6 separate regions of the Homo sapiens genome follow, and all the other regions are linked to region 3. A link is a contact called in ENCODE Hi-C or POLR2A ChIA-PET data. All regions are on one chromosome and are shown on one strand. The core of a region is the stretch at or near the end of the contact, and the rest is flanking DNA. Distances in the headings are between cores, read along the strand shown.

The links. A loop is a pair of places that touch in the nucleus more often than their neighbours do. ChIA-PET counts read pairs that join two places held with the same protein, here RNA polymerase II (POLR2A). Pooled maps may share reads with other maps.
Region 1: a pooled map shows a loop between it and region 3 (4-fold over the local background). The contact joins the enhancer-like site here to the promoter of NCF2 in region 3. A Hi-C loop is called at or near these places in 1 of 37 single-sample maps with no recorded cell type and 2 of 50 pooled maps. POLR2A ChIA-PET finds 5 or more read pairs at or near these places in 1 of 52 experiments (HCT116).
Region 2: a map with no recorded cell type shows a loop between it and region 3 (5-fold over the local background). The contact joins the promoter of RGS16 here to the promoter of NCF2 in region 3. A Hi-C loop is called at or near these places in 18 of 37 single-sample maps with no recorded cell type and 6 of 50 pooled maps.
Region 4: a map with no recorded cell type shows a loop between it and region 3 (8-fold over the local background). The contact joins the enhancer-like site here to the promoter of NCF2 in region 3. A Hi-C loop is called at or near these places in 3 of 37 single-sample maps with no recorded cell type and 3 of 50 pooled maps. POLR2A ChIA-PET finds 5 or more read pairs at or near these places in 1 of 52 experiments (GM12878).
Region 5: a loop to region 3 is called in a map with no recorded cell type, with 5 times the contacts of the local background. The contact joins the enhancer-like site here to the promoter of NCF2 in region 3. A Hi-C loop is called at or near these places in 2 of 37 single-sample maps with no recorded cell type and 4 of 50 pooled maps.
Region 6: a pooled map shows a loop between it and region 3 (7-fold over the local background). The contact joins the enhancer-like site here to the promoter of NCF2 in region 3. A Hi-C loop is called at or near these places in 20 of 37 single-sample maps with no recorded cell type and 7 of 50 pooled maps.

Annotation. Positions count from the first base shown.
Region 1 is chr1:184,492,152-184,496,124 of GRCh38, forward strand. The region is part of intron 2 of C1orf21 (chromosome 1 open reading frame 21); the gene reads left to right. Among named protein-coding and RNA genes, the nearest start is that of C1orf21, 110 kb to the left of the region's middle. RefSeq lists an enhancer at 3,198-3,267. Within about 2 kb of position 2,145, at least 6 of the 41 ENCODE cell types and tissues checked have a DNase peak (open chromatin) inside an H3K27ac peak, as active enhancers do.
Region 2 is chr1:182,602,071-182,606,211 of GRCh38, forward strand. RGS16 (regulator of G protein signaling 16) reads right to left here and starts at 2,319. Exons shown (of 5, transcript NM_002928.4): 1 at 2,146-2,319; 2 at 1,159-1,269; 3 at 350-414; 4 at 1-62. The coding sequence starts at 2,189. RefSeq lists enhancers at 1,884-1,943, 2,034-2,083, 2,554-2,633.
Region 3 is chr1:183,588,246-183,592,307 of GRCh38, forward strand. NCF2 (neutrophil cytosolic factor 2) reads right to left here and starts at 2,214. Exons shown (of 15, transcript NM_000433.4): 1 at 1,911-2,214. The coding sequence starts at 2,084. It also overlaps the pseudogene C18orf32P1. RefSeq lists enhancers at 2,234-2,493, 2,604-2,943.
Region 4 is chr1:183,068,041-183,072,165 of GRCh38, forward strand. The region is part of intron 1 of LAMC1 (laminin subunit gamma 1); the gene reads left to right. Among named protein-coding and RNA genes, the nearest start is that of LAMC1, 47 kb to the left of the region's middle. RefSeq lists enhancers at 2,760-2,829, 2,840-2,889. Within about 2 kb of position 1,976, at least 7 of the 41 ENCODE cell types and tissues checked have a DNase peak (open chromatin) inside an H3K27ac peak, as active enhancers do; they include GM12878, where a contact is called at or near this core.
Region 5 is chr1:183,047,484-183,051,783 of GRCh38, forward strand. The region is part of intron 1 of LAMC1 (laminin subunit gamma 1); the gene reads left to right. Among named protein-coding and RNA genes, the nearest start is that of LAMC1, 26 kb to the left of the region's middle. Within about 2 kb of position 1,373, at least 2 of the 41 ENCODE cell types and tissues checked have a DNase peak (open chromatin) inside an H3K27ac peak, as active enhancers do.
Region 6 is chr1:182,621,710-182,626,035 of GRCh38, forward strand. No RefSeq gene overlaps it. Among named protein-coding and RNA genes, the nearest start is that of LINC01686, 8.7 kb to the left of the region's middle. RefSeq lists an enhancer at 1,109-1,168. Within about 2 kb of position 1,659, at least 4 of the 41 ENCODE cell types and tissues checked have a DNase peak (open chromatin) inside an H3K27ac peak, as active enhancers do.

The sequences.
Region 1 (3,973 bases), core at 895-3,394, 900 kb after region 3:
AACAAGTGGCTGTAAAGCCCAGTGAGCCCAGTTTATAGAGAAGCCATTGACTTGCCTGCAGAACCTGGTTACATTTGGATTCTGCCACAGAGTAACCATGCTACAGGGTGACCTCTGTGGGCTCTGGTTTCTGCGTCTTGGGAGTGAGTGGGTGGAACTGTGTGATTGCTATGGGAGTGTTGAGTGCTAATGTTCAAAGGTTCTATTTACCTGCTCCCCACACTATGGACAATTCACTCAACTGTGTGGTGTCAGTTTCTTTCCTGCAGTGGAGCCATTGGCAAGATTATATATGATTATTGCTTTGTTGATTGCTCTCAGAAAAAAATGGTGGTGGTGGTAGTGTTCAGCTATTAAAAGCTTTATGGTCCAGAGTTGACCAAATTGTTAATTGCATTGTGATATTTACTTTTTCAATGAAAAATTAGAAAGAAGTATCACCAATATCTTCTGTAGCTTCAGAACATTACCATGAGCCTGAAGGTGAGAAAGCTTGAAGTGTGTGGAGTTGTATCTCTGCTTCCACCTTGGCTGGCTGGTTTGTAAATTTATCTTTCATCCACTGATGCTTAAATTGGTGCTGTGCAGCTGCTGCTAGTCAGTGAAGGATTCCATTTGTTGGCTTTCTGTTTAAAGGTTTGTGGTAGAAGTCAGGGTAGGGTAGATTGGTCCTGTTGTTTGAAAAGGATAATGAAATATCTAATAGAAGACAGTTATAAACAAAATCTAGGCCAAAAGGAGAACATTTAATTTCCCAGGTTGCTGATTTTCTCAAGAGCTACTGTACTATGATCTGATCACTCTGAGAGTGTGGTTTTGTTTATTAACTTATATAGCTGTACTCTGTTGGTCCAGCCAGACTATAATAGGGCAAGAAGAAGTAAAAATTTACAGAAAGTCAGATTCTAAAGGATTATATTTCTGTGGCTATAATATTAAGTATATATAAAATTCTCTAAAATGTAACTCACAACACATGTTTAAACTATGAATAAAAATGGTCTTTGACAGTTTTTTAAAGGTTACATAATTAAAGTTTCTTGGTTGGAACAGCCATAGCTGGGGAAGATGCCTGCTGGAGAGGACACAGGCCGTGAGGAATACAATGTTTATAGTCAGCTTTCTTCATAGTAATAATCTGTGCTGGAAGCTATAATATAAATGTACATTTACATTTTATCTAAAAATAATTTTAAAAGTTTATGTACATGGCTATAAGCATTGAAGGTAAAAGAGTAAGGGTGAAGTGAAAAATCATGATGTTAAATAGCACATCTTTGAAGCTAATTAATTCCTTCAAATTGCAAAACAGTCACACGAGTACAAATCTTTATTTAGACTACGTTTGATTTTCATTTGAAAACCACATTCAAGACAAGCTAAATTACATTTAAATTCCCTTCCAGCTATAGATATGCATGCCTCACTGTATAAATGTCACTGTTGATTTTGATCTATAACCAAAGAAGAAATTGTCAAATTATGTATGAAATAGGATTTTATTTTTAATGTGGCACCAAGTATTTTTGCATTTATTGTGTTAGCTGTTTAACACAATATTTTTTCATTAACCTTTTAGTCTTCATTGCCTTCTGTCACTCAAGAGATGTCTTTTTATCTGAAAGTGTTTATAAGATCTTGAGTTTGGAGTGCAGCTTTCCTCCTTTGTTTCTTGCCTTGTTTCCCATGATGCAATTGTTAAATGGCCAGCATGTTAAAATGAAAGACAATGTGCTTTTAACTCTGATGGAACTCTGAAAATTAAAGTTATTCATTTAAGAACTATTGGTTGAGCAAATACTATAAACTGGATTTTACTAAGAGATATAACATGTAATATGATAATGATTGCCCTCATTTGGCTCACATTCTAGCAGGTAATAAAGGTAATAAAAAGAGAGACAAACATGTACTGTCAGGGAAAAGTGTCATGAGAATACAAAAGGGGATGGAGAGTTGACAGGATGGCTGTTTCAGAGTCATCTGTCAGAGAAGGTCTATCTGAGGAACTGACCTTTGAGCAAACCATGAGAATACCTGGGAACAGAATGTTTCAGGCAGAGAAACAACAAAGCCAAATTTCTGAGAGGGAGCTGGCTAGTGGATTCCAGGAAGAAGCCTGATGCCCTTGTGCCAGTAGGGTGATGGGTGACAAACTCACAGAGGCAGTCCAGGGCCGGACTGTACTGCTCTGTACACTGGCTTCTGTTCTAAAGGTAATAGAAGTCAGGAGAGGGTTTTGAGTGCAGGGGAGTGATGAGGTCTGACTGCTACGTAGGGAATAGACTATAGGAAGAGAGTGAAGCAGTTGACCAGTTAGAGTCTTGCTCAGTAGTCCTAGCAAGAGATGTTGGTGGTCTGGATTAGGGAGGTATGAATGGAGATAATGAGATATGGGCGGGCTTGGGATATTGGGGAATGATTAAATATGAGCTTCATTAGAGCATATTGTATCTGTGGTTTTCTCTGTTAAGGGCAGCAGTGGGAGGTAGAATTTTGTACCAATACAAGCTCCTCTTTAGTGGTGGCTTGCAGGAGGCAGAGTTTTTATGTTTTAGAGCAATGACCATGGTCTGAGGCTTAGCAACATGGAATGAAAAATGAAATTTGAAAATTGTGAAAGCAAAGATTTTTAAGATGGGGCTGTAAGGATTAATAGGGTCAAAATTCTACATTAATGTTTTTTGCTTTTGCTTTTTTTTTTTTTTTACCTTCTTGAGGCAAATTTGTTTGATGCTAGCTGGGATAAAAAGAACATCATTAACAGTTAAATTCCTACTTCAGTTTCCAGGGCTCAGCTGTACCCAGGCACAGGGCATGGCCCAAGTGAGGAGAAGTGCTGCAGCCCTAGAACCTCCTGGGACTGCAGTTCATCTGCACAGCATGTCATCGTCACACAGTGACATCTCATTTCATTCAACCTGAGAGTGAAGGGGTTTCAGACATGGCTTGCTTGTTCATTTTTAGCAAGTTTCTTAAGGGCCAGGGTGCCCGAAGAGGCAAGTTTCTACTCTCGCCTCCCTTCCTGTAACAGCCACCTCCCTTTCACCTGGCTCTTGCCTTCCCCCCGCAACATAGACTCTCATCCCTACACTCTTTTGTTCCTCATGGAACTCTGAGCTCCAGTTTCTGATCTCCAAGAGCTGCTCTGAGCTTTGATCCCTGTTCCCATCCTCTTCACTTGTACCCACCATCCCAGTTCAGTTTATCTTTCTTTTTATGTCTTCCCAGAATAGGAGCAGTGCTCTATGAGAAGACAGAACAAATACGCAAATGAAGCATAGATCTCTGTGGAGGTCAAACCAAGCCCCCAGATAATTTCCCATTCTGAATCTCCTTTCTGCTTTGCATTGTTACCTTTTAAAGAAAAAATTAACGTCAATATACTTACTCATCTTCCCTCCCTCCCCCCACTACCAGCATCACCATCAAATAGCATCAATATTCTCTGTAAAAGACACTGTTTTTGTTTATTACAAGATATGGTGGGCCAGGTGTGGTGGCTCATGCGTGTAATTCCAGCACTTTGGGAGGCCAAGGCGGGTGGATCGTGAGGTCAGGAGTTCAAGACCAGCCTGGCCAAGATGGTGAAACCCCATCTCTACTAAAAATACAAAAATTAGCCTGGCATGGTGGCAGGTGACGTAATCTCAGCTACTCGGGAGACTGAGGCAGAGAATTGCTTGAACCCGGGAGGCAGAGGTTGCAGTGAGCCAAGATCGTGCCACTGCACTCCAGCCTGGGTGACAGAGTGAGACTCTGTCTCAAAAAAAAAAAAAAAAAAAAAAAGATATGGTGAGTATGTAAGCTTTCTGTTAGGTACACTCACTTTTTTGTAGAAAGTTGGTTTTTGGAGGGTTTCTTTGCTTCTGCAGATTGTGTGGTGAAGAGAAGTTGGCAGAAGGTGAATCCTGGAAGATGAGATGTTAAAGGAGTGGCCCACTGGAAGGGGTAGAAAAGGGGGCAGGTAACA
Region 2 (4,141 bases), core at 1,069-3,568, 990 kb before region 3:
GAACTCCAGGTTCTCCTCACTGAACTCTGTCTTCAGGAAAGCGTGGAAGGCAGCCACTCCATCTGGGGTTGCGGGAAAGAAGAGGAAATAGGTCAGCTGGAGGGACAGCAGGGAATACAAGAAGAAAGGAAAGCAATTGCAATTAATGGCTCTATTTTTAGAACATAATTTTCTTGAACAATGACCTGCCTTTATATGTTGAATAGAGGCTGGCACACTAGGGGATCATTATTATTATTATTACTACTACTATTATTCTGCCCAGGCTCTCAGCAGTCCTGGGGCTGGCTCCAAAGCACATGAGTACACATGTGCCACCCAGAGACAGACACAAAAGGCTCCTACTCACTTTTACTGCTCAGCAGCAGGTCGAACGACTCTCTCCACCCCAGCACATCTTCTGAGAAGTTTCTACTAAAAGACAAAAAGAAAAAAAAAGAGTAAGAAAAAAAATCAACAAACCAAAGCATAGTACAAATTCTAGCCAGAACTCTGATGGAAAACTGCATAAAATTCACAGAAAGGCTTGCTTGGTGATTGCTGAAGCTGACACCTCAAACTCTTAGTTGGACTTAGGGTAAGCAGTAGTGCTTTCTAGAGCACAATTCAGCAACCAGAAATCAAAGCCAGGGACTCTTTAGTCCTCAGTCAATATCTCTAAGCCTGTCTCGTCTCTGTCCAAAAATTATTTCAATTCCCCTGACTCTCAAAGATTTGTTTTGTACACCTTCCCAAGGAAATAAGGTCCTCATAAATAGAGATTACATCTACACATAACTCCAGAGTTTGGTACAGTTGATAGCCAATATGAAAGAGTTTCTAGGCAAGGTGCATACTAGAAAACTTCAAGTGGTCTTGGATTCTGTCCTAGCCCTGGATGCACGTGCAATGAATCCCGAGGTGGGAGAGTCTGGGAACTAGGCATTCATGCCCTGTGTGCCCTCATCCGTGGATGGACTTGGAGCCCTGGAGCCACCTACCCACTCACCCATGAGCCAAGTAGTCATAACAGACCAGCAACAAGTCCCACTAAAATCTCTAGGGAGGTGTTGCCAAGGTCCACTTAGCGTGTCCTGGCTTCTCCCTGTATTTCCCTCCTCATGACTCCCTTCCCACTCCCTTCCCTCTCGGAGCCCTGAGCTGGTCAGCAACACTTACTTCTCTTTGCTGTGTTTACTGCCCCACTCGAACTTGCCAGTACTCCCAGTATCGCAGCCCAGCTCTGATTTGTGAAGAAAGATCCCCAGACGTGTCTTGAACTCTTTGGCTCTGAAAAACAAATCAGGAACATGAAAGCATTCTCTCATTTGCTCAGCCAGTGTGGAGAGGTTTATGGGTCCCAGAAGAGCTCTGGGTGGTGCCACCCAAACTTTAGCCTCAAGAGTTCCTGGAAACTCTTGGCTGTCCCCAGGCCAAGAGTGCTTCTCTTATCAGCATCATCAACCCCAAAGCAACAAAAGCAATGTTTGAGCTATGCTGTGGTAGGTCTTACACTTTCTGGGTAATACACACGCTGCATATATGGGCTTTTCCCTAAAGTCACACTGATCTCTCTTCGTGCCTGTTGATTCAGAAAAGAACTCAGCATTCTTTTCAGAAGTATTTCTGAACTGTGTGGGAAACTGATTCCTGCCTTCATCTTTACTTTTTCCTTCCCAGCCAGTAAGGATTGGAAGCTGTTGAGTAGCTCTCTGGAATATGGACACACCCTCAACAGTGGGAGCCCCCACCCCCACACACCCCACCAAAAAAAAAAAAATCTCCCTGTCTTCCAGGGGCAGAGGAGGCAATGCCCCTAGCTCTGGTCTGAGGAATGAAAAACAAATGCTTAAGAAATGGGCAGGCTCAGTGCTGCCTGGAAATGTCAACGTGGCCTTCCCGCAGCCGGGTCTTCAGCAGGTCACCTGAGCACGACTGCAGTTTGTCAGAGGATGGGGATGGCAGCAAGCCGCGGGCCCTTGCTTCCCTTCCCCTTGCTTTCTCCCTGCTCCTGGAATCTGAGCACGTGGCATCAAGTGCGCTTCTACCTCTCTACTCAAGCCTCTAGCGCCCCATCCCCGCGCCCACCCAGGTCCCCAGGCCTGCCGCTCCACTCCCTAAGAGTTGGTGGGACTTCCCCCAAGCAGTTGGACAACCTCCCCTTACCTCTCCAGGCAGGTGGTGGGGAAGGCGGCCAGGGTGCGGCACATGGCTGCGGGCGCAGGGCAGCACGTAGTAGGCAGGATGGTGGCAGGCTCCAGGAGGCTCCGCGTGCGCCAGGAAGCAAAGGCGCGGTAGCAGGTGCTAGTCAACTGCGGTTGGGTTTAGCAGCCTGCAAGCGCCCAGACTGAGCGGCCGCTGCTTTAAATCCCCTCGGAGGAGCGGGGCGGGGCTGGGCACTGCTGACCAATCGGAGGGTGGGGCTGGGCGCTGAGAAGGCGGAGGCGGGGCCCGCAGCCAGACTGGGCCGGGTGCAACTTTCGCGGCAGCTGGAGCACGCGGAGCTGCACCCTCCGCCCAGAGGACGCCGCGTGTGGAAGGAAAAGCGGCAAGAGAATTGGCACGGGGATGAGACGTGCACACCCAGTTTCCTAGGGAAAAGTACCTGCCGACCTCTAGTAACAGCAGGAAAGTCACGCAGCGGTGTCGTGTTGAGAGAGTTTGCACGGGGGTGGTGGGTCTGGGAGGCACACAGGGCTTTCTTTGATCGCAGGCAAGTCTGAGCCTGCTGGGTCCTGAGGACAGGCGCACAGGGTGCAAACCTGGGCAAAACAGCATCTGATTATACTGATAAGTACCCTTTACGAGGCTCTTACCATGATGGACACGGGGCTAAGTAAGCTCTTCATCATCATCTCCATTTTATAGATGAAGAAATCGAGAATCAGAAAGCTAAATAAACTTGTCCAAGATCACAGTTGGAGATGACAGAAAAGTGGAATAGGGATGAGTAGTTTATTGAACACCTACTATGTGCTAGGCACATAAGTAAGACTTGCTCAAAGTCTTAGTTATTAAATAACTTGCTCAAAGATGTGCAGCTAGTAAGTGTTGGCTCCAAAATTCAAATGTGAATTTGCCATTCTTTTTCCATTGCACACACACACACACACACACACACACACACCACACACACACACAAAGGTTAGTACCCGGTCACGGCTATACCTGTGGACGATCCTGGGTTTAAGCAGTTAATACCTTATTGTCTCCATCTCTGACATAAAGGTAATAAATGCCCTTCCTCTCACCTCATCTTCCCATAAAGGCATTGGGATTGCTATTAAGAGGCTGTATGTGAGGTTAAAAGTACAGGGTCTAGAGTTAGATTTTCAGGTTTCAAGTCATGGCTCTGCCAGGTGACCTGCTGAAGACCCAGCTGCAGGAAGGCCACGTTCACTGTTAACTGGCTACTGATGGGAGACGAGGCAAACTGCTTAACCTTTCTATGCCTCCATTTCCTTGTCTCTACGAAGAGAACAACTTATTTCATAAGGTGGTTGTGAGAACTAAATAAATTAATTCTTAGTTTGAGTTCCTAGGAACTAGACTCGGGTAGACACTTGCATGCAGGAGGTTTACTGGGGAGAGTTATCAGAATTAAGAGGGAGTAAAGAAAGCAGGTCTGGGCAGAGGGAGGAGTTGAAGGCCATGCCATTTCAACAGAGACCCCAGCTGGTTCCAAGGAATGCCCGGAAGCTCAGCTGGCCCTTTGGAACTGTCCACTGAAGCAAGAGGACAAGGCCCTGGTAACCCCATAAAGACCATTCATTGCATACAGCTGCCCAAGAAGACAGCCTAATCTTAAGGCAGTGCCCTTTGTCAAGAGCAATTCCTGGAGAGAGACTAACACCCTGGGAAATGATGATCACAGTCCCCAAGACGGGATCTGGGTGGCACCGCACAGCATCCGTGACAACATATAAGGTGCTTATATGACAGTGCTCAACATGTAGTCAGCAGTCAATAAATGTTATAATAGCTTTCAGTTTTACTTAATAGGGATACTGGGATTGCTAGCAATAAGGAAAATTAGTGAGTCTTTTGTGCCTCTTGGAATACAGTATAGGCAGTGTATACTGAGGCACTCTTAGTTAAGTACACCTGAGGCACTCTTAGTTAAGTGTACTGGAACAGGAAATAGCTGGAAATTGGATCCTAT
Region 3 (4,062 bases), core at 964-3,463:
TAGTAATTACTATTTATTGCTCTGTGGAAGATAAAAAAGATAGGGAAATAGGAGAAGCTTCTTTGAAAAATGAAACATCATTAGACGGGCTTGGTGGTGCATGCCTGTAATCCCAGCTACTTGGGAGGCTGAGGCAGGAGAATCACTTGAACCCAGGAGGCAGAGGTTGCAGTGAGCCGAGATTGCACCACTGCACTCCAGCCTGGGTGACAGAGTGAGACTCCATCTCAAAAAAAAAAAAAAAGAAAGAAAAAATGATATCTAATGTAATAATGAAATTTTAACCCTTGTTGCATTTCTTGTATTCCTATGAATGTATTGAACATTCAGTTTAAATAAATAATAAAATTTATTGCAAATGAAAATAATTAAAATATTATATAAATTGTTATATTTGTTTACTATACAAACTTATACATGAATAGTATACAATTAAAATGATAATGAATAAGAATGCATATAAATGCTAGTAGGAAGGGCTCAAGCAGGAAAACAAAGAAAGGCAGAAGGAATGAGAAGGCTAGAAGCAGAGGAATGCCAGGAGAAACAGAGACATGTGGGCCTGAAGGCCTGGGAGCTGAGAAGTGAGTGGTGGCCCACACAACCTTGCCAAGGATCCCATATCCAGGCCAAGGCAGGAGGCTACAGTCCCTGCTGGCATAGCTGTGCCCAGACTAGCTGCCAATCTCTTCTCCTGGACAATGTGCACTTTGTGTCCATCAGCCCTCAGAATGTGTGGTGCTGTTCACTCAGCCCCTCAGCAGGCCCCTGAGAGGAGGTGGGGCCATGTCCTTCCTCCAGCCAGAGGTGGGGGGTCCTGCCATGCTCTGCCTTAGAGCCTGAGATTGACTTGTCAAGCTATGTGAGAACATTTCAGTCACTTCTCTGTCTTCCTGTCAGGAGGGTGTGGCTGAGGCTTGTTTACCTACTGTTGGAGTGTGGAAGGGACTGATTCTTTAAGGGACCTGGGGAGTCAACCACTGCCACACCTTGCAAAGACTGGCAGTAATCGGTAAAAATAATAACTAACTCTTATACAGTGGTGTGAAGTTCCACGAGACATTAATAGTTTGGCATCTCACTTAATTTTCATGATATTTAGAAACTCAGGAAGCTGAAAGCCAGATGTCTACATAGGCTACATAGCTTGCTTAAGACTAAAAGTCCAGAGAGAGACAGAGGCTAGGATTCGATCCTAGATCTTCTCCTTCCAAACTCCATACCCTTTCCACCTTACCACAACCAATCAAAAAAATAATTATCGAGAATGCTTAACTCCATACTATGGTATTTGAGTGAGAAAACATAACGAAAAAGATGCGAGACATCCCACACCATGCCCCCAGCAGACATCACTAGTCAATCACAGTACAATTTCCTCTTGCCAGCCTCAGCATCTTTAAAAGAGTCTCCTTTATAATTGATCAGAATTGTCACTTGGGATAAAAGCTATTTTTTGTAAGTGCCTCCCTTAAATCTCTTGAGCAGGCAAAGTCGACACACATGAAAGTCTTGGAAAGCCAAAAGAGGTGCCTTAGAATCAATAATCAGGTGTAAAGCGCTGGGATAGATAGAGATTCTGTGCCCAGAAGGAGTTCTGTGTAGAAGAAAGTACGACTAGGACAGCCTTCACAAAGGTGTTAAAGACACTTGTAGAATGATTTTAATTTAGAAGATGGAGAAAGAGGCAACCCTGGCTGCCCCTCACCTGCTCTCCACCTGGAGAGCTTTTAAAACTGGCTGCCTGGGGCCCCTCCCAGACCAGTTAAATCAGGCTGTCTAGGGGTGGAGCTTGGGCAACTTTTGTTCTTTTCAATCTCCCCAGAGGTTAGGTTTCCGAAATGCAATGGGGTTGAGAATCATAATAACAAATGCACAGAGGAGGCCCGGAAAGAGGCACCTCCACTCACCTTCTCTGCTTCAGTCATGTTCTTCAGGATAGTGTACATGCAGCCAATGTTGAAGCAAATCCGGGAGTGGGGGTCCTGGACGGCACTGAAGGCATCCAGGGCTCCCTTCCAGTCCTTCTTGTCCGCTGCCAGCACCCCTTCATTCCAGAGGCTGATGGCCTCCACCAGGGACATGATTAGGTAGAAACTAGGAGGCCAAGAGAGCTGCCAGGAGACAGAGAGAAGACAGGTTGGAGCGTCTCCCCTAGCAGGGCTGCCTTAGTGGCCCCCAAGGTGTTCACTTTCTGGGCCAGATGAGTAGAATGGGGCCCAGCCTCCCTTAAGATAACTTCTCAGTGTTGCAAATGCATCAGGAAATGTCCCCACCTTTTGGCAACTGACTCATAACCCTACCATGAGAGAGAAAAGGAAAGAAGCAGAGAGAGAGAGGGCGAGTAGGGGTGGAGTGTGGAGGAGAGAGGAAGTACATCAGCTGCTGCCTGAAGGATCAGTTCCCCAAAATGCTTCTGCTCTGTCACCCAGCTCCTCTTCTCTCTCCCACCCCTGTTCTGTGGCAGCTTCTGGCCAAAGTTCTGCTTCTAGAGCCAGGGTAACCTTGGCAGGTAGAGGCACCTCCCTGGTGATAATGACAGGAGGCAGCCAAATGCCTAGGCAGATAGGGGCAGGTCCCTGGTGAAACCCCACCTTCAAGCCAAAAACAGCCTGAAGGCTGAAAGACTAGGCTACTGGTCCCAAATGAAACCCGTGACCTAGAGTGAGAACTTCTGTTCCTGTTTGTCTGCTCTTTCCCAATTAATTATTTCTGACTAATGCCTTTTAACCAATTGAATGTTGCCTTTTCCAGTACTACCTATGTCCTGCCCCTCCCCTATTCTGAGCCCATAAAAGCCCCAGACTCACCCGCACTGGGGGGACTTTCCTGCCTTTGGGTAGGGGAACCACCCCTGCATCCCCTCTCCACTGAAAGCTGTTTTCATCACTCAATAAAACTCCCCACCCAGGCCGAGTGGGCAGGCCATCTCCTGCAGCAGGTAGTGTGGCCCACTGAGGCCTGGGCAGGGTGTCACCAGCCAGAGGTTCCTGGCTTACAAAGTGATGGAGAAAAAATCCTGTGTCACTGGGCCTTGATTTCCACACCCTTGTTAAATGGGAGTGTCAGATGAGAGGATAATTCTTTCCAGTCTTGAATGAATTCCTTGCTCACTTTTTTGTAATCCCATAGGCTGTATTAATATGTTAGTGTTTATCTTGAGCTGAAATTATCATTAACAAATTTTTGAGACAGGATAATCTTTGGAGATCCATCTGATCTGGGCCTGAAATAACTTTTTTTTTTTTTTTTTTGAGACGGAGTTTCACTCTTGTTGCCCAGGCTGGAATGCAGTGACACGATCTCAGCTCATTGCAACCTCTGCCTCCTGGGTTCAAGCAATTCTCCTGCCTCAGCCTCCTGAGTAGCTGGGATTACAGAAGCCTGCCACCACGCCCTGCTAATTTTTGTATTTTTAGTAGAGATGGGGTTTCACCATGTTGGCCAGGCTGATGGTCTCGAACTCCTGACCTCAGGTGATTCGGCCTCCTCGGCCTCCCCTCAAAGTGCTGGGATTACAGGAGTGAGCCACCGTGCCCAGCCGAAATAACTTTTATGAACATTCATGAAGTTCAGAGGGGACCAATTTCCTGCAAATGTCAAAATTGGGAGCCACATGACAGTGAATTATGACTTCTCCCATCTTCCAGTGAAAAATTGAAGAGATGAAAGTCCTGCACTGATGACTAATGGATTTACTAGTCTCTGAAAAAACAGATTTAAGAGTTCTTTCCTTGCTTTTCCAGAAAAGTAAAAATCAGTAAAACCTCCCAGAGGAATAACTGGGGGTAAAGGGTATAGCCAATTTGGCTTGCTAAAATCCAGGCTTCTTTTTAGGTAAAATGCATGTTTATGGGGGTCAAATACTTAGATGCAAACTCTTGTTTTGTAGCAACTGAAAGAATTCACTCATTATCACCAAGCTTCCCCTAAAAGCCTGAAAATAAAACTTAAAAATGTATACTCCACAGTGCTTGTAGGATTGAAGGTGTGAGAATTAAGAAGACATGTGTGTCTTTGTCCAGATTGTTTTCCTGTGTTTACAAGGCCTTCCCAGCTCTC
Region 4 (4,125 bases), core at 726-3,225, 520 kb before region 3:
TGGGAGTTGAGCTTAGGGCCTGTTTCCTAGTGAGTGACCTACTGAGGCTTAGGGGCTAGATCAAAAGGATCTGGTAGTACTGAGTTTCTTAGTACCAAATTGAAAATGGATTTCTTTTTTTTAAAAAAGGCCTTTGTTACAATCTTATTGCCTGAGATGATGTAACATGTTAATGGGTTATCCATTTTGTATTGTTTTTTTTTGTGTGTGTATGTGTGTGTGTAAAGAATACACACAATCTCAATGCTGAAATGAATTTGAAATGTAAACTAATTATTTTCAAGTGCATAGGATATTACAGTCTAAGGTAAGAAACAGTAAGCTAGTACTCATTTGTTGTGCTAAGCAAATTACTAATTATTTAGGTGAGCATGAAGAAGAAAACCAAACCAGAAAGGTTTAGGGATATTAATGTTCTTCAAATTAGTTAAGAAAGTTAGCAGCAGCCACTGAATGAGGACCTACTATGTGTAAGCATATTTTATGCTCATTTTCCTCACAAGAACTCTATGAAGTAGATATCAAATTATTGCAGGTCTCTAATTGCATATCCAGCACTCAAGGCAAGAGGTGTTTCACAATTCATGACTTTTTTAGGTTTTTAGAAAAGTGACACATGGGCTGGGCACGGTAGCTCATGCCTGTAATCCCAGCACTTTGGAAGGCTGAGGTGGGTGGATCCATGAGGTCAGGAGATTGAGACCATCCTGGCTAACATGGTGAAACCCCATTGCTACTAAAAACACAAAAAATTAGCCGGGCATGGTGGCGGGCGCCTGTAGTCCCAGCTACTTGGGAGGCTGAGGCAGGAGAATCGCTTGAACCCAGGAGGCGAAGGTTGCAGTGAGCCGAGATCGCGCCACTGCACTCCAGCCTGGCAACAGAGCGAGACTCCATCTCAAAAAAAAAAGAAAGAAAAGTGACACAGGTATATACTTTATATCAGTGGTCCCCAACCTTTTTGGCACCAGGGACTTGTTTTGTGGGAGACAGTTTTCCACTGTTGAATTCTGCCTGGAGTATATGTTTTAAAATTCAATATGTAACTTCATATTACAGACTCTCTACTGTACCTGCTATATTGTGTATTACAACAACATCTGAACTCAGTGAATGGTTTTAGGTTCATTGTCAGGACTCTGGGTCCATTTATATGGCATATAAGCATTTTAACTTGTTTCTTGCCATATTTTCAAAACAGCCTTGTGTATGTCTGGGAACAATAAATAGGGAGTTTCATTATCACTGTTGTGCTAATGCATGTTTAAAGTTAGACAGATGAGTAGCTGTTCATCAATATATGTAAAACCTAGAGAAATGATTAGCTATTCATCAATATATGTAAAACTTAATTATTAAAAAAATGTAATGTCCTATGTCTGTGCACTGGGAGATCCAGGAAAGGTAAAAGTTAAGTCATTATCCTCAAGGAGATTACAGTCTAGTTGGAGGTGTATATTATACTATTTATTCTGTTGTTTCAGTGGGATTTGTTGTGGGAGAGAAAGGTAAGTTAAACAGAAAGCCTGAAGAGAGGTCTGGGTGTCCAGTGTGTCAGGGAATGCCTCCTTCTTGTAGCATCCAACCAGATTGTTTTGGGAGTTAGAAATGTAATGCAGTCAGTCCCCCAACTTAAAGAAATACAGCCCAGACCATCTGGTATGTCACAGTTGTGTGGTAACAGCAGTAAGGAGCATCGGCTGAGTCTGAGGGGAGAGCTGGGTGCTCCTTGCACCTCCCTGGCCCTGGCAGGTCTCTTTGCTGATCTTGTGCTGCTTTCTGAGGAGCCTGTTTTTAGAATGCTTCTCCAGGTAGCCAGCACCAGTGGACCATCATTGAAGTAGGAGTGGGTGTTGAAAGAGATAGGGAGGGCATTCCAGGTAGATAGTGTGGACAAAGGCACCAAGCCTGAAAAAAGAATGGCCCGGTTGAATAATTTTAAGTAGTTTGAGATGGCACAGTGCCCGGCACACAGTCTCTTCATAAATGATTACTCAAAGATTGAGTGAGTGGACAGATGAATGAATGGGCTAGATTGTGGCATGTGCGTGGAATTAGGTAAGAGATTCTTAGACTTGATCATAATTGCCTAGTAAATCATTCTTCCATAGCCCTTTTATAAGGTAAATACCTAGTCATAAAGTTCAATCTGTGATTCACTAGTTATATTTGCAAATTATTTAGTCTCTGGGCCTGTTTCCTCACCTATAAACAAGGTAGTTAGGCTTGAGAACTCCTCTATTCCTTCCATCTTTAGAATAGCTATGATTTTAAGTAAAGGGACAGGGACCAACTAGTGCTTCTGTTGGGGGTTCAGAGCTGAACCTCTTCTGCTGTCCTGGCTCTTTAGGCATCTCTCTGGCCTGTCACAGAGGTTGGATGACTGGGATGCCTTGTGGATGCCCAGATGTTCCTGGGATACTTCCAGTTTTGTGGGTGATGGTAATGTCTGTGTGTTCTTCCTTTGTCATCTGGGCCGTGATTTGAAGGATATACTACCATTTGTATTTAATGTCTAGGGTGGTGAGATAAGAGCTCCTATTAGATTTTTTAACTAGAAATGGAATAAATGCTGTATCTAGTTAATAATTAGGAAAACTTTACTCATATTTTTTATTTGGGGCTTAAGGAGAAAATAAACTTTAATTTAGGGATTTTTTTTTTCCTGCTTGAATTCAGTAGGGTCTTCCTCAAAATCTTAAATGGGAGTTCTCAGTTCCCCTTGTAATGTCAACCTCGGCAAATTTCTTCTGTTGATATGGAAAGAATTGTTGGACAGGTGGTAAGGGTAACTGAGCAGTGGGTAGGGATGAGTTCAAAGAAGAGAAATCCTACAGACGATGGTTGGTTGGATGATAAATATGAAGGATTGTGTGCTGATGTATTCCCTGTGGTGGTCTGCAAGAGTGTGTGGGAGACATTTGTTCTCATTTCCTGTTTCATCACAGCCTGCCACCTGCTGTGTCGCTATACAAAGTAACATCACTTTTAAAGATTGCTGTTTAGGAAATCATGTTTTATATGTCAGGAAGCTGGGTTTTTTTTGTTTTTGTTTTTTTTTTTTTGAGTCCCATTAAAGACTGATCCAGGAAGCATCTCTCTATATGAAACTTGGTGTGTATGTGTGTGTTTGTGTGTGTGTTGACAACTTAGGAAATTGGTGATTGATGCAGAAAGGAAGACAATGAGTAACTTGGGATTGTGCCTGTATGGATGTTTTGTCTACACGTGGGTGGAGGAAAATACTTGATGCTGTGTTCTGTAGCTATTACCCTGTGGAGTTTCTCACTTGAAAATTGAAGCTGTGTCCAGATACAGCTGTAATTCAGAATAATAGCAAGCATAGTACTGTCTTTGTTTTTCTGGGCCCTGGGAAGACAAGTCTACAGCTCTTTGAGGTTCATGTGTGACTCTACATTCCGGCCTCATTATTTGGAGGTTTGATATTTGCATGTTTGCCTGCTTGCTAAGCTTTGAAACCACAGAAATCAATCTTTATGGTAGTTTGTGGTCATTTGGGACATCTGCAGAGCAGTGAAAAATTTGAGTCCCTGAAACACACACAGCTCAGCTGAAGTAAAAGGAGGTGATGTTCTGCCTTCTTGTTTCAGCTGCACTGCTGTAAATAAATATCACTTTCTTAGCCTATTTAATGCCGTATTTTCCCCATTTCTGTCCTTTTTATTGGTGATTTCACTGCCTAACATGACCCTCAAGCATAGTGCTGAAGTGCCGTCTTAAGTTCCCAAACACAAGAAGGTGTGTGCCTTAGGGAGAAGGTGCATGTGATGGGTAAGCTTTGTTCAGGCAAAACACATGGAAAACAAGGTTATATTCTGTCCAGTTGACGAAAATGTTGAGACCAGAGGTTTGCAGATGTCAACTTCTGAAACAATGATTCTGTATTCTCTAATGCAGTGTTATGTTATAGAAATACAAGTACCATGAGCAGTAAAAATTGTATTTAGAGTAGAAGCTAATTGGTCCTAGTCATGGTTCACATATCTGGGTGAACATGGGGAATTTTTATGCCTTGTGAAACATATTTTAAAAGTTACCTTTTGAAAATTAAAGGAACTGTTTGATTTGGAGCTAAGAACAAATAATAGCACATAGGTAGTTTGA
Region 5 (4,300 bases), core at 123-2,622, 540 kb before region 3:
TGAAACCTTATTTATCATCTGAGAAAGGATTGCATTTAAAAGACTTGGAACAAAGAGTGTTGAATGTATGGGACCTTGTTAAAATGTTGTCTTGTAAAATGTGATAGATATGAGTCTTTTAAGTTTTGGGGATAGATAGACCCATGTGTAATTTGTCTGTAAACACTACAGAAGTAGTTCTCAAATGAGTGTGGTACTGTCCCCGTAGGGGTATTTAGTGGACAGGAGGGGATTGTGGGGAATTGGAGGGGATGGGAGACAGTCCCATACAACAAAGAATTGCCCAAATCCTGCCTAACTTTTGGATTTCTCACGGGACATTTGTGCTATTAAAAAACCTGATTATAAATACCTGAGCCTAGAACATAACTTTGTCTTTACACATAAACAGTTTTTTTCATAACTTTATTATATGTAATTTCCCATGAATACAACCACCATGTATATAAATATTTTTTTAGCTTACCGAGAGTTAGTTCACCAATTCGGAAGGCCCCATCTCTGCCAACGCTGCCTCTCATGATATTCAAGTTGCCCATACAACACATATGTAAATCAGTCTGCTTTTCTAGCAATCAGAGTGAATCTGTGTACCAATTTGTATATTCTTAGCCTCTTTTTTTCTAAAATATCAAATGTAAATAAAAGTGTTGATAGTAGCTGAAATTTTGAAATTTGCTTTCAACCATCTTTTCCTAAATGTGAATAGCTATTACTGTGTCTACCTTGTTTCTTCTTACGGAACAATGAAATCACTAAGAGTAAGTGAACATTTTACAAGGAAACATGCTGATAAAGTTGGCAGAGATACGTCATTGTCCCTCAGTGTAATTTGTTCTGACCTGTTATACCTACTTAGTTAAAATGTCCTCTTTATCTTAAAACATACAGGTAAATCTGCTGGTGCTACGTTTCCCAACAATGATTTTTATTGCAGTGTCCACCTATAGCTCTATCCTTTCATTTCCTGTATGCCTTGTACAGAATGACATCCAATTCTGTTTTTAAAAGTATAAACTTGTTATAAATAAGTACAAATGTCTGATAGCTTTGTTATACATTCTAGTATAGTAATCCCTGAGCTATTACCTATTAAAAGGCGTGTATTTCCTTTTAACTTCTGCTTTATGTTATAGTTAGAGCTACACACATGTACACCACCCACCCCACTTGTAAGTTATATATGTTGTAGATTATATAATTTATGAGTTTTATTTTGGGATGGTAAAGGAGAAGCATTTTAAAATATTTGTTATAGTATTGGGGACATGAGTGTCTGTTGGGCTTGAAAATCTTCACTTTACAGCACCTCATCCTCACACGTGTCTTTTAAATAGTCTTCTGCCCCTATATTCTCTCTCCCTTCCGCTCTGTTGTACACAGGAAGCCAAAGCCCTCTCGAAAATACCAGGTATCACTTCCTCCTATTCAGATTCTTAGCCAAGTTGTTACCTAGTATTAACATTGTGGTATATATATTGTCTCACCAACTGGAGATATGATGGCAGGGACTACATCTTGAATTTCTTCCTGTCTTTATTATTAATATAGTTCTTTGCATCTAATGTGTACTCCAGAAATGTTTGCTGATATTTCTAGTCTACTTTCCCACTCTTATAGAAGAAACTAAATTTGGAGCAAATTCTCCAAGTTTTCTTACTAAATCTTCATATTTGTTGTATACAACTGCTCTTTAAATAGTTCTCAGCAGAATCATCTTAATATTTTTCTTGGTAAAATGCCATCTATAGCATCCCCAGGTGTAGAGAAGACATACAGAAATGGAAAGACTTTAATACTGGTCTGATTGTAATTACAGTATTAGAATAAGTTGTGGCAGAAGTCTTTTTAAAAAATTGTATAATTGTGGTAAAAGAAATCTAATTTTTTAAGTTTATCTACAGAGGTTGTGTCAATACCATATTCTTGATTTATTTTCTTGTAACTATTTTCTCCAATTTTGAATTTAAGGTTTTTTTGTTTTTTTTTTTTGTTTTTGAGACGGAGTTTAGCTCTGTCGCCCAGGCTGAAGTGCAGTGGTGTGATCTCAGCTCACTGCAACCTCCGCTTCCCGGGTTCAAGCAATTCTCCTGCCTCAGCCTCCCGTGTAGCTGGGATTACAGGCATGTGCCACCATGCCCAGCTCATTTTTGTAATTTTAGTAGAGACGGGGTTTCACCATGTTGGCCAGGCTGGTCTGAAACTCCTGACCCCAAGTGATCCACCTGCCTTGGCCTCTGAGAGTGCTGGGATGACAGGCGTGAGCCACCATGCCAAGCCAAAAGTGTCTGTTTTCTTATCTCCTTAAATACCATACTCTCCCATTCTCACCAAACTAAAACAAAAAAAAAAAATCATTCTGGATTTTCTTCCTTTGTGTCAATTGTGTTCTTTATTTTTTAAACTGGGCATAATAGGAATAGTTTGGGCAGCATCAATAGTAAATCAAATCTGTAGTAGATACCATTTCACATGTGTTTCCGTGCATTATTTTTTTCAAATTCAGTCTCCTTGCATAATACACTTAGAATCTTATGTGCTAAAGATGTCGTTCCCACTCAAGGTAGTGTTATCTGCCAGTTGACCTTTATCAATCAGATTTCAAAGTTGGTGTTGGTTATATTGTGTACTCTCCATGTGAGCTTTTATTATGTTGTTTAGTCATCTTTTGAAAGATAGTGTTGTCTCTATTTAACCCTATCTCTTATTAGAAATTACTTCTACATTGTGACTGTTGTAATAGTTCTTTGATATATTTACCTCACTTTATCAATGTTTCTGCTTGTTTTCTCAGATTCTTTTTTTTTTTTTTTTTTTTGAGACAGAGTCTCACTCTCGCCCAGGCTGGAATGCAGTGGCGTGATCTCGGCTCACTGCAAGCGCCACCTCCCAGGTTCACGCCATTCTCCTGCCTCAGCCTCCCAAGTAGCTGGGACTACAGGCACCCGCTACCATGCCTGGCTAATTTTTTTGTATTTTTAGTAGAGAAGGGGTTTCACCACGTTAGCCAGGATGGTCTCGATCTCCTGACCTCGTGATCTGCCCGCCTCGGCCTCCCAAAGTGCTGGGATTACAGGCGTGAGCCACCGTGCCTGGCCTCTCAGATTCTTAAAGATAGAATCACTGGGCCAGGCTCGGTGGCTCACGCCTGTAATCCCAGCACTTTGGGAGGCTGAGGCTGGTGGATCACATGAGGTCAGGAGTTCGAGACCAGCCTGACCAACATGGTGAAACCCCGTCTCTACTAAAAATACAAAATTAGCTGAGTCTGGTGGTGCATGCCTGTTATCTCAGGTACCTGGGAGGCTGAGGCAGGAGAATCGCTTGAACCTGGGAGGTGGAGGTTGCAATGAGCCAAGATCGTGCTGTTGCATTCCAGCCTGGGCAACAGGAGTGAAACTCCATCTCAAAAAAAAAAAAAAAAAAAAGAATTACTGAATTAAAAGACGTGGATATTTTTAAGGCCTTTAGATGTTACAGTCCTAAATTCTGAGTTAGCAGGTTATGAGAATATCTGTTCCTCTGAGAATTACCTTTCCTCTTCTCCTTTCAAATTATTTTTTTATCTGAGGTGTTTACTTTTCAATATTCAATAGTTAATAAGTCACAGCTGTCTAGGATGCAACTCTGATTTTGATTGTTATGATGGATTAAAGATGACCACAGATGCTTTGACACTCCTCCTTTTGTGTGTGGACTGGGCTGTGACTGCTTTAACCAATATGGGACAGTATGTGTGATGATATGGCAGTTCTAGGCTTAGCCTTTGAGAGGATGGGCAGCTTCCACCTGCCTTTTGGATCCTGAACTGCCTTCTAGAAGTTCAACTATCCTGAGACCACCATATTTGACAGGACATGAGCAGGCATTTCTGGTGAGCATTCCTAGCTCTGTCCAGCCTTTCCTCCATCCCCATCAAGGCACCAGGCAGATGAGCCCACCTGGCAGCTGAGTACCACTGTGTGACTTCAGTCAATACCGTGTGGAGTACACGAATCATCCAGCTGAACCCTTCCCAAATTCTTGACTCTCAAAATCATGAGATAAAAATGGTGGTTGTTTTAAGCCACTGAGCTTTGGAGTAGCTTGTTGTGCAGCAGTAGATAACTGGAACACTTACTGAGTCTCTGGGATTATTGAGTTGGAGTGCCTATGCTGCTCTTCCCAAGGGGAATCAGCCTTTTTTCCTTCCTGGAATGGTTGCTTAGAAGAACCTGTAGACACCCAGAGGAAGTTACACTTTTCTTTGGCTTTAACTAGAGAGCCATGGGAGAGGAGCCAGAAATATCCCGAGGCTATG
Region 6 (4,326 bases), core at 409-2,908, 970 kb before region 3:
GAAGAGCCAAGTACCTCCTGACTCCTACTTTCCCTTCTTATCCAGAAACACCGCTGCCTGTGTGCATCTACAGATTTGGCTCTCTTGAGAAAACCTGAGGATTAAGCTAGAAACTCACCAAACACAGATGGAGAGGTGGTGAAGTCTACTGGCCAGGAACTAAGAGCAGAGTGCCAGACCACCTGGGTTTGAATCCTGGCTATGACACTGACTAACTGTGATTTTGGACAAGTTACATACCCTCCTCGCCCTCCTCACATGTTCCTACCTCATAGGGTTATTTCAAGGATTATGTGTTAATGTGTCAAGGGCCCAGAACAATTCTTGGTACATGTAAACATCATGTTCTCTCAGCAGACATGAGATGAACCTGCTGAGTGCAGGCACTGGATAAGCACTGGAGGGCACAAACAACCCTAAGCATGCCCCTGTCCTCCAGGAGATTAAGGAGGGGTGGGGAGTGGTGCAAAAGATACAACTGTAAATAGCATATTATCAGCAATATCGCCTAGGTGGCTAGATGTAGAATGAGGGGGACCAGTTTCCTAGAGAGGTGGCTGTTAAAATTTGCTCCATGAGAGGGTCTGGGAGACACCTTTTGGATTTTGGCCCCAGTACCCCTCTGTAGAAAGTTTCCCTTCCCTTCTTGTGTCCATGTGGTTGCAGCAGAAATGCTGTGCTCTGATAATGTGATCTTGCCTCCTTGACCAGATTGAGCACATTCAAATTAACCTGGGCCAATCCGTCTCTTACCTGGGAATTTTGGACCCCAGGATGAAGGATAGATTGGTTTCCCTCTCAGTGTCTTTTTTTTTTTTTTTTTTTTTTTTTTTTTTTTTTTTTGAGACAGAGTCTGGCTCTTGTCCCCCAGGCTGGAGTGCAATGGTGCGATCTCGGCTCACTGCAACCTCCACCTCCTGGGTTCAAGCGATTCTCCTGCCTCAGCCTCCCAAGTAGCTGGGACTACAGGCGTCCGCCACCATGCCCGGCTAATTTTTTTGTATTTTTAGTAGAGACGGGGTTTCATCATGTTGACCAGGCTGGTCTCGAACTCCTGACCTCGTGATCCGCCCGCCTCGGCCTCCCAAAGTGCTGGGATTACAGGCGTGAGCCACCACACCTGGCCATATCTTTGTGTTAAGACTGATGATGTAAATGTGGGAACTATTGACCATTTTTTGCCATGTGAACTGGTAAACAGAGAACAGTCAGCAAGAAAAGAGAAAGGTAGTACGCAGAGAGAAACTGAAAAGAGGAGGAAAGTCAGGGCTTCTGCATTCCTTAGGGTTCTGCTCACTGTTTCTGCTCACAGATTCCATGGGGTGTTCCAGTATTCTCACCAAAACTCCCTTTTATTCATGCTGGTTTGAGTTGAATTTCTGTTGCAAACCAAAATTTCTCTAATAATAGAAGGGGACTCCCCCACTTCTCCTTCCTGTATAGGCAGCAGAAAAAGAAATCTGACTATATTCCCTGGTCTGGCAAGATGTTCGATAAGTCTAAACCTGGAAAAAAACCCCAAAGAGTCCCTAGGGTTGCATCAAAATATAACCTGGCTCTGGGCCCAGGACAGAGCAGCTCTGGCTTCCTAGCGAAGGGTTAGGACTGTGGGAAGGAATGAAAGGAAGGACCGGAAAGGCTGAGGTCCTGGACTGGAGGGGGAGGTGAGAGCATCTGCAGCTGAGGCGCATTCAAGCTTGAAGTGCAGGGGATGTGGTGGGAGGTCAGGAGAGTGGTATGGGGAGAGGACCAGTAGCCATGGCAACAGGAGGGTCTTCCTTTGCCACTGAGGCAAAGGTGAACTCGGGGGGAGGTAGCCAAGCAAGGTATAGGGAGAGGCCAAGTAAGTGGTGGTCTTTGCCATCCATTGATTGTGTCCTTTCCTGCCCATTGTATGCTGGGCAGCAACATTTTAGGCATGGGAATGAAAGACTCGATTTTTCAGGGACGCGGCTATAGAGGTGAGTCATGGAACTATGGGGTATTCCCATTGTGCTCCCTTAGGTACAGGTGGCTGAGGAGTCCTCGGTCAGCAGGTGAAAGCATCATTCAAAGCTACAATTGAGGCAAATACCAGTGATTACAGCTGATTGAGGAACCTAAGAAGACTTCATGGAGGAAGTGGACCTTGAAGGATGGATAGGATTTAAACATTTAAAGGCCAAGCTTTACAGGATACTGTAGCTAGATATTATTCCTTTTTGTAGCTCTACCTCTCACAGCTCTAACACAGCAGATGCTCAAAAATGTTTGCTTAACTGAATTGGATTCCAGGTATAGGAAACAGTATAAGTAAAGTCAAGGGATGAGAAAGGGAGTGGGGTGTTATGTGTTGAGGCCTCAAGGAGAAATCCTGTTTGTTGGTTATAGCAGGCACAAAAGGAATCAGTCAACAGAAGATATGCTGAAAAAGAAAGCTGAGGCCAGAGCTGAAACTTGGAGATGGCTGATGAGTCCTCCAGCTCCCTGAGGACAGGGAGAGGCCAGGACATTTATCCTGGCCTGCCTAGTGATGGGCTCAGGGCCTATTGCAGGATAGGTGCACAAAAACTATTTAAATGAATGAAAGAATATAAAAAGTCACCCATTAGCAAAAAGTTCACCACTGTGTTCCTTCAAATCCAATGTCCTGTAGTCCATTTAATTTAGGACTCGGTGCACATAAATTAGTTTGCACAAAATTTTTAGAATGAAAACCATGGATGTAATAACTGCTTTAGAACATGAATCTGGGTCTGAATCCCACTTAACCTTTCAGGGCAACACTTCTTTTTGATTCCTATGTTTTCATGAGAAGGGGTTGCCCTAAAGTTATAATTGTGACTTCTCTCCCCAACTTTCCCCCTAAATCTAGTAAGCCCTACCCATAGAAGTAGCAACTCATTGCTTGGTGAGTTTAGAAAAAGGAACCAGACATACTCACTTCTCTTCAGGAGTGGCCTGTCCCCAGGAGACCCACAATTCCTACTCTATGGTAAGTTTAGTGGAGCCTGAGAGGAAGTCTGCAGTTTGAGAATTAAGTTCAATTCAGGAGAATCTGTTAGCACACCCATTTGGCAGCATGTGGCTCTTAGCCAAGCCCTCAAAACCAGCTTTTTCTGTAATAAAGCTGACGTTTTCATCATCAGGTATCTGACTCCTGTGTCAAAGGGTTCTGAACTCAGGAAGTGAGTGAAAAGCAGAGGTGTTAGTTACTGGCTCCCTCAAACCCCAGCTATTACTGGCTTGAGAATTTCCTTACCAGGAAAATGGATATGATGATAATATCCGTCATGTAGAGTTTAGTGAAGATTGAAAAAGATAATATGTTTGATGTTCGGTAAATGTTTGTTCTCTTTACTTCCCTGTTTGAAACCCTCTCTTTTAAGCATTTTCCCCATGAAGGCAGGGGGATATTGTACCCCTCTGCATATATCCCCTCTATATGTCTAGCATGTATTTGGATGTTCTGTAAATGTTAAAAAGGTGGAAATGATTATTGCAGGGAGGCCCAGCAAGTGAGTCATTTATGCCCATATTTTTTAAAATAGCTTTAGTGAGGGATAATCAACATACAGTTAACATGGTTGAAGTGGACAACTTGACAAGTTTTGACATAGGCAAACACCTAGTGAAATCATCACAATCAAAAGAGTGGGCGCATCCACTATCCCGAAAGTCTCTCATGCCTCTGTGTAATCCCTGCTCCCCTCCTCCCCACCCTCCTAGCCCCAGGCAACCACTGATCTGCTTTCTGTCACTATGGATTAGTTTGCATTTTTTAGAGTTGTATATAAATGGAATCATATAGTATATTCTCTCTCTTCTTTTTTGTCTGTCTGCCCATATTTTTGAAGAGCAATAAGCACTCATCATTGAATGCTGAAATACTGATCTTGGAGCCCAGAGTCCAGGACTGTTGTTCTGGTTAGACAGCAACATGTTGTTTGACCTTAGACAAGTCATATAACCTTTGTGTGCCTCAATTCCCCTTATCTGCACTATGGTAGGGAATAATTGTGTCTGCTCTACCCCCCAGATTTATTTAAGGTGGAAATACTGCATAAGGTATAATACTAAAAAATGGATAATAAACAAGCCATAAAATATTTCTGTATAAGTAGCTAGATGATATTTGGCAATATTAATGTATGTGTGTGTCTGTCTGTGTCTGTGTGTGTTTTCTACCTAAAATTTCCTATTTCCCTTCATTCAAGCAAATAGCTGACTCTGCACCTTATTTTGTCAGGCAAGTATTGTACAGAGTAGAAAAACAAAAGTAGCCTGCAGATCTTCCTGGCTTTGGATTTCCCAGACCTAAAGCCTTTAGAAGGGTTCAGGTTTACA